2 separate regions of the Homo sapiens genome follow, and region 1 is linked to region 2. Evidence: chromatin contacts called from ENCODE Hi-C or POLR2A ChIA-PET data. All regions are on one chromosome and are shown on one strand. Each heading gives the region's core, a stretch centred on a gene start or an enhancer-like site at or near the end of the contact. The rest is flanking DNA. Distances are from core to core; before and after follow the strand shown. Region 1 overlaps AHI1-DT (AHI1 divergent transcript). Region 2 holds the start of LINC02524 (long intergenic non-protein coding RNA 2524).

What was found. A loop is a pair of places that touch in the nucleus more often than their neighbours do. ChIA-PET counts read pairs that join two places held with the same protein, here RNA polymerase II (POLR2A). Pooled maps may share reads with other maps.
Region 1: a loop to region 2 is called in a map of endothelial cell of umbilical vein, with 1.9 times the contacts of the local background. The contact joins the enhancer-like site here to the promoter of LINC02524 in region 2. A Hi-C loop is called at or near these places in 1 of 168 maps with a recorded cell type or tissue (endothelial cell of umbilical vein), 8 of 37 single-sample maps with no recorded cell type and 9 of 50 pooled maps. POLR2A ChIA-PET finds 5 or more read pairs at or near these places in 3 of 52 experiments (PC-9, activated T-cell and activated naive CD8-positive, alpha-beta T cell).

The regions. Positions count from the first base shown.
Region 1 is chr6:135,666,488-135,669,594 of GRCh38, forward strand. All of the region lies in intron 3 of AHI1-DT (AHI1 divergent transcript), which reads left to right. Among named protein-coding and RNA genes, the nearest start is that of LINC02524, 33 kb to the left of the region's middle. Within about 2 kb of position 1,829, at least 3 of the 41 ENCODE cell types and tissues checked have a DNase peak (open chromatin) inside an H3K27ac peak, as active enhancers do.
Region 2 is chr6:135,633,000-135,636,148 of GRCh38, forward strand. LINC02524 (long intergenic non-protein coding RNA 2524) reads right to left here and starts at 1,682. Exons shown (of 3, transcript NR_183501.1): 1 at 1,489-1,682. The region is part of intron 2 of AHI1-DT (AHI1 divergent transcript); the gene reads left to right. It also overlaps the pseudogene HMGB1P17.

The sequences.
Region 1 (3,107 bases), core at 579-3,078, 34 kb after region 2:
GCTTTGAAGGAAACTGAGAAATAGATTCCAAACTGTAGATAAGATACAGACTTTTAGAAATGTCACTCTTCAACTAACCTAGTATTCTTCAACCCCAGCTAATCATGGCTGCATGCTCCTTAGCTTCATGATCAATGTATGTAGCTGTCTGTTTCTGTCTTGATCATTTCTGAAGCTGCTGTTTCCTTATGTTTTCTCAACACAGAGGCTACCATGCCTTTTTTATTGAGGGGGAAGCTGAGACTTAGTGAAGTCAAATAATTTGTCCAAGGTCTCCATTAGTAAGTGACATTATAGAACTGAATCCTTTTCACCCCAAGCTAATTTTCTTTCCACCATAGGCTCTACCTTCCAATTAAACCTCTTGCTAGCCAAATATGTTCTAAATTTGTTTATTCATTTTCCAAATATTTATTGACAGGCACTCTTCTGGACACTGAGGGAGGATACACAATGAAGAAAATAGACAAGTTCTTGTTCTCATGGTGTGAATACCCTAGCGGAAGGGCAGAAAATAAGCAAATAAATATATATGATGTCACATGGCAACACTACTGGCAAGAAGAGGATTGGAAAAGTGTGCTTTTTAATTAGGATGATTAAAGATGACGTCTTTGAGGTTACGGTTGACCAGAGCCCTCATTGAAGCCAGGAAGCATGGCAGGGAGATAGTGAAGGAAGGGCATCCCAGACAGGAGAACTGGAGGACAAAGGCTCTGGGTGTGAAAGTCTTTGGCATATTTACAGGGAATAGGATAGAGGTGGGGGGACCTGGAACTGTTAAGGGGTTGGGGTGGAAGCAGCAGGAGATTAAATCAGAGAGGTAGCCAGAGGAGGTTTTATCCAGAGAGACCAGAGAGATGGCAAATATTCAACTGTGTGTTCTCATTCTCTGGAAGAAGAAAACACTTTATCATTTTACAGTGCTTACCTTGAGAATATGAAAAAAGAGAATCTTTTATCATTTCAGTCATCTATAAGTGAGTATTCAAATTTATATGTTCAATCATTTAGTAGTTCATTCTTACAGTCAACATTTACTAGGCACCCACTGTACCCTAGATACTCCGCCAGATGTTAGAGCTATGAAAAAGGAAAAGAGATACCATTTTCTATCCTCCAGAACCAGATGTGAGTATGTTGTATACAACTGGAGGATGATCAGGTTGACAAGAGCATCTTGTATTACTGTCCACACATTTTTTACCCCCCAAAATGTGTGGTTTCCACAAGAACTAGCTGGAAGCCTGCCATTTACTGACACATTGCTACAAATTTTTAAATTAAATGTTTTACTAGAAATGGATTCAATGTGGTAACGGATCTGTCTGACTACGTTTCAGAAGGGTTTAAAAGCATTTAATTTCCATGTCACATCCATTAAAAGTTAATGATGTCATGCACTCCAGGGAGCAATCCATTTCATAATTTAAAGTGGAACCAACAAAACACGACTCAAAAGGGAAATGAAGGTGACAAGGTACAGAATAACATGAACCAGTGTAGCTGCACCTGTCATGACCCTTCCCGGGGTTAACCTGGCAGAGAACAGAGAGTTTAAGGGAAATGAATCAGAGAACCAAGCCACATTCCATCTTCCTCAGAGAGAAAAGAGCATAAATCAGGAAGAAATAAAGTTTATGTGATATGCAGCACACATTTTTAGCGTTGGTTTCCTTCACACTGAAATGAGGAAAACAGAGCATAAGGAAAGCCACGTGAGGGGACTGCATAATGAGCTGTGGGATTCCAGAGGATGTAGATCTCCACGAACCCTCTGACTCCACACTTGAACTGTGAGGCCAACTGGCACCCTCCCTCCGTCTCCACACTGCCTGAGGCTCTTTCCTGTGCCTGCGCTTCTGAACAACAGAGGAAACCCAGGGATACGCTCTTCCCAATACTCACTCCCCTGCCCTTCCAGCTCCTTCCACCTTGTTTACATTTGTACTCGCGTATTTCATGTGGGTTGTGAAAGCTGGTAACGTTATGGCTACAGAGTGCTCTATTATATTTTCAAGGGCGGAAAAAGGCTGTATGTGAAGCTGCCAAATCAAATCCTTGCCAAAATGGTCCAAGCTAATGAGAAGGTTTGTAAATTACAGTTCAATGGATGAGACGTGGAGGACAAGGAATATCATGCCCACCCAGCAAATAGAATCACTGAGCATCACTAGCTTTTTTACTGGTATATATATATATATATATTATATATATAATATATATTATATATATAATATATATATCTTTTTTGCACTATATATATTTTGCACTATATATATACTGCAAAATACATATATACATATTTTGCACTATATATAGTGCAAAAAATATATATACATATTTTGCACTATATATATAGTGCAAAAAATATATATACATATTTTTGCATGATCTTAGTCAAAGTATTCAAAAATTTAAGCATTTATAGAGTAAAGTTTCATCAATTCCTATACATTTAAGCTGGAACTAGATCGGGTGTTACTTAAACTGACAACTAATGCAATGTTTTATATAATACAGATGATCAATAAATTTCTGCTTAATGAAAGAATAGGTGTCTACAAAAATAAATAGACACATTTAGATTGCAGAACCAATAATTAAGGGCAACTTTACCATTTGAGTCTACTTCCTGCCCCACTTCCTCCCCACAGTAAAGTTTAGAATTTTCCACATATTCTGATATGATTTAATTTTAACTAGTCCTATCACTTATCAGCTCATTTCTAGACTGATTAATGGACATCGACCAATTTTAATTTATAAATTGGTCTTTTCCCTGTTTCTTTAGATTTTGGAAGTTTTGTGTGCATTTGCTTTGGAGCCAAACACGAGAAGAAATTTTAAAAATCACAGCTCTTTGAGTCTTTAAACATTTTTCAAGTTATAAAGTCATTTAGTTTCAGAGACTTTTCCATTTTCTAGCTGAAAGCAATCAACTTTAAGAATCCCTATATAAGAATTCCTAGAAGTGCCTGGTCAGAAAATTAAAGCAGAGGAAGAATTGATTTCTTTGTTATAGTTTCCATAATCATTTAATCAGAAACAATACAAAAAATTAATCCATTTCTTAAAATGTTTACATGACACTTTCTATGCATATT
Region 2 (3,149 bases), core at 432-2,931:
AGTGCCTATCATGTGCTACATGGTTCTAGTATTAAATTGAACCCCATGCCACTGTGGGTATTCTATCCTTTTTAACTCAAAAGTCAGAAATTTGATATAGTTCAACTTATTCAAAAACAAGTCCCCTTTAAAGAGCTTTCAATCTAATATAAGGTTTTAGGTGTATAAAAAAAGAATGCCTCTAAAAGTTTTTATACTTCATTAAAAATTTTGTGGCCATGGAATTCTAAAATTCTGTAGATCAGAAATATTTCTATATAATGAAATATACAATGAAAATATTTCAGTATAATGAAGTTATTTCCCTGATGCAAGGTCTCATTTAGAAGAGTTTGTTTTCTGCATGAAGCATCCAAAGTAATAAATGATTTCTTCATCCTTGCGCCGTGCCGTATCATCAAGAATTACTTATTTGTCCATTTTGTTGTGATTTTTAAAGCTAATTTAGAATCAAAACTGAAGTGAGAAGTTGAACAGTAGCCCAGTTTTGTTCCTGCTTGGAAGAAGTAATTAATCTTTAACTTCCCGTATTTCTACCTACTCTCTTTCAAAAGCACAAATAATTTTCCTTACCAGAAACCTCCTAAATTTCATAGCATTCACAGTATACACTGACATGATGTAGGAGAGGTGACATGTTATGTGCTTGAATTCAGAGTTTTTTCCCCCGTTCTTTTTGATTTAATGCCTGAAAAGAGTAGTGGCATATGGACTCTGTTCTTATTCAAAGCCCAATTATGGTATGATTCCTGGCAAAAACGTTCACCATTATACAAGTCCACAAAGGGCTTTGAATTATTGACCCTACTCAGTAAACAAGAGAGCTCCTTGTTGTTGGTCCCACTGGGGATGGGGGAGCACAGGCAAGGTAGTGGAAGGCATAAAAAAGGAAAGCAAGGAGAGATGAATATGCAAAATGCTGTTATTTTAAACCCTCTTGTTTTAGTTTACATTCAAGGAATTGTATGTAATGGAGAGGGCACAGAATTAAAAACTAAAATGATGGGATTCCAAGCAGGCTAAACTTAAAGTACCTTCCTAACGACAAGCCTACCTGCCTCTGTACCCATTGTTTCCCCCTCCCATTTTGGTTGGAGGTGACACTCCTTGCCATTGGGCCAATCCTCTTACCAACATCAGAAGCCCACTTCTTTCTTATCATGTTTTTATCATCCTCCTTCTCTTCTATATCTTCTCCTTCTCTCTTTCTACTGGATTTTCCTCATCAGCATTTAAACATATGGAAGTCTTTTAATTTATAAACATCTCTTTATCCTATTTTCCCCTCCTGTTACCACCCTAATCCTTTCCATCTTTACCTGTGCATAAGAAGTAGCACAGCAAGGCAACACTTGTCTTTACTCAACAGCTCCATTTCCTTAGCTCTCATTCATTAATTAATCTTCCTCTGAAAGGGCTAAACCAAAGTTATCAATCATCTCCCTGAAGCTAAGTTCGACAAACATTAATAAGTTTCTTATCACTTACCCTCTTATCAAAGCACAACAAAGCTGACCATGCCACTCCAGTAGATCCTCCACTGACTTGGTTTCCATGATACTAGATCCGTTTGGATTGTCTACTGCCTCTTCAGTTGCTCCTTCTCCTTCTTCATTTACCAGCCAGTGCTCCTCATCTGATCTGAAACGCTGGACTTCTTCAAGCTTCAATCTTCGGCTCTCTTTTCTTCTCCTTAGACCAAGATTTCTCAATAGCTTTTGGGTCTTAAAGAATCCTTGACAAAAAATTATTGCTGAACTTCCAGTATATCAGCATGATCAGTAAGTTGCAGACATAATAAACTAAAAATACTATTAATACTCTTTTGGAGATAGAATGATAGTTTTCTATGGATATGTTTATTTTGGCTAATATTATCAGCCCACTCATTTTGTGTGGTTCTCCTCCCACTAAGGATATCAACTTGAATGTAAGTCAATAGTATGAGTAGCGCAAACTTTAGTTTTTCTTTTTTTTTTTAAATTAAAATTTCTTCTGGATTTTTAAAACCTTATCCAATTAGACTTAAAATTCTTATTACAAATGTCTACTATGTAATTAGTATGTAATCTCAACATTTTAGGAGGCTGAGAAAGGAGGATCATTTGAGACCAGGAGTTGAAAACCAGCCTGCTCAACATAGTGAGACCCTGTCTCTACAAATTAAAAAAAAATTAGCCAGATATGGTAGAACTTGCTTGTAGTCCCAACTACTTGGGAGGCTAAGGCAGAGGATCACTTAAGCCTAGGAATTTGGGGCTGCAGTGAGCTATGATTGTGCCACCACACTCCAGCCTGGGTGACAGAGCAAGAGTCCATCTAAAAAAAAAAAAAAAACAAAAAATGACCAAAAACCCCCCCAAACCCATACATTCTACTATAAAAAATGCAAACACGGTATGGTATGTGGTACATGGTGAATGGCAAGAGTGCTTTTTCCCTATTTACAACTAAAGATGACTTGTTAGCTAACCTTTCTTGAAAAAAGAAAGGCAATAAGCTTAGCTTGTCTTTTAAAAATTTAATTCCTTTATTTTCAATAATTCTTAAAACCCATGGGTTAACATAGTAAATTTCTGTTAATAAATAACTGGCTTAAGCCAAAATAATTTTTAAATTGTATTTACTTAGAAGCATTCAAAATGTCAACAACATGGCTGCAACTGTTTTTTTTTTTTTACAATTATAGAGTTGTATTCAGTTATCAAAACAACAATTATTTTGTATAAACTGCATCAGAGACAACTGAAGATGAAAGAACTACCATCTCCACATATAACTAATTTGTGCAGTGCACCAGAAAGAACCTGTTTAAATTTCCATGCCAATTTGCAACCCCCATACTGTGCCAGGTAAGGTTAGTGGCTATTGAAAATACTACCTGGACAGGGCTATCTAAAGACACATTGGATAGTGTGTTAACTATATAAAAAAAGACACTGTACAATTTAAAAACAAATTTTATACAGACTTACATTTCAATTTGTTTCTTTAAAAAGTAGTCAGTTGTGTACAGGGGGGTTAAATGCTTTTAAGACAAGAAAAACACTGCACTAGAACCAACTTATTAACATTGTCATTATCTCCTCCTCCTCCTCCTTCTCCTCTTCCTCCTCCTCCTTCTTCCTTCTTCTTCTCCCTCTTCTTCA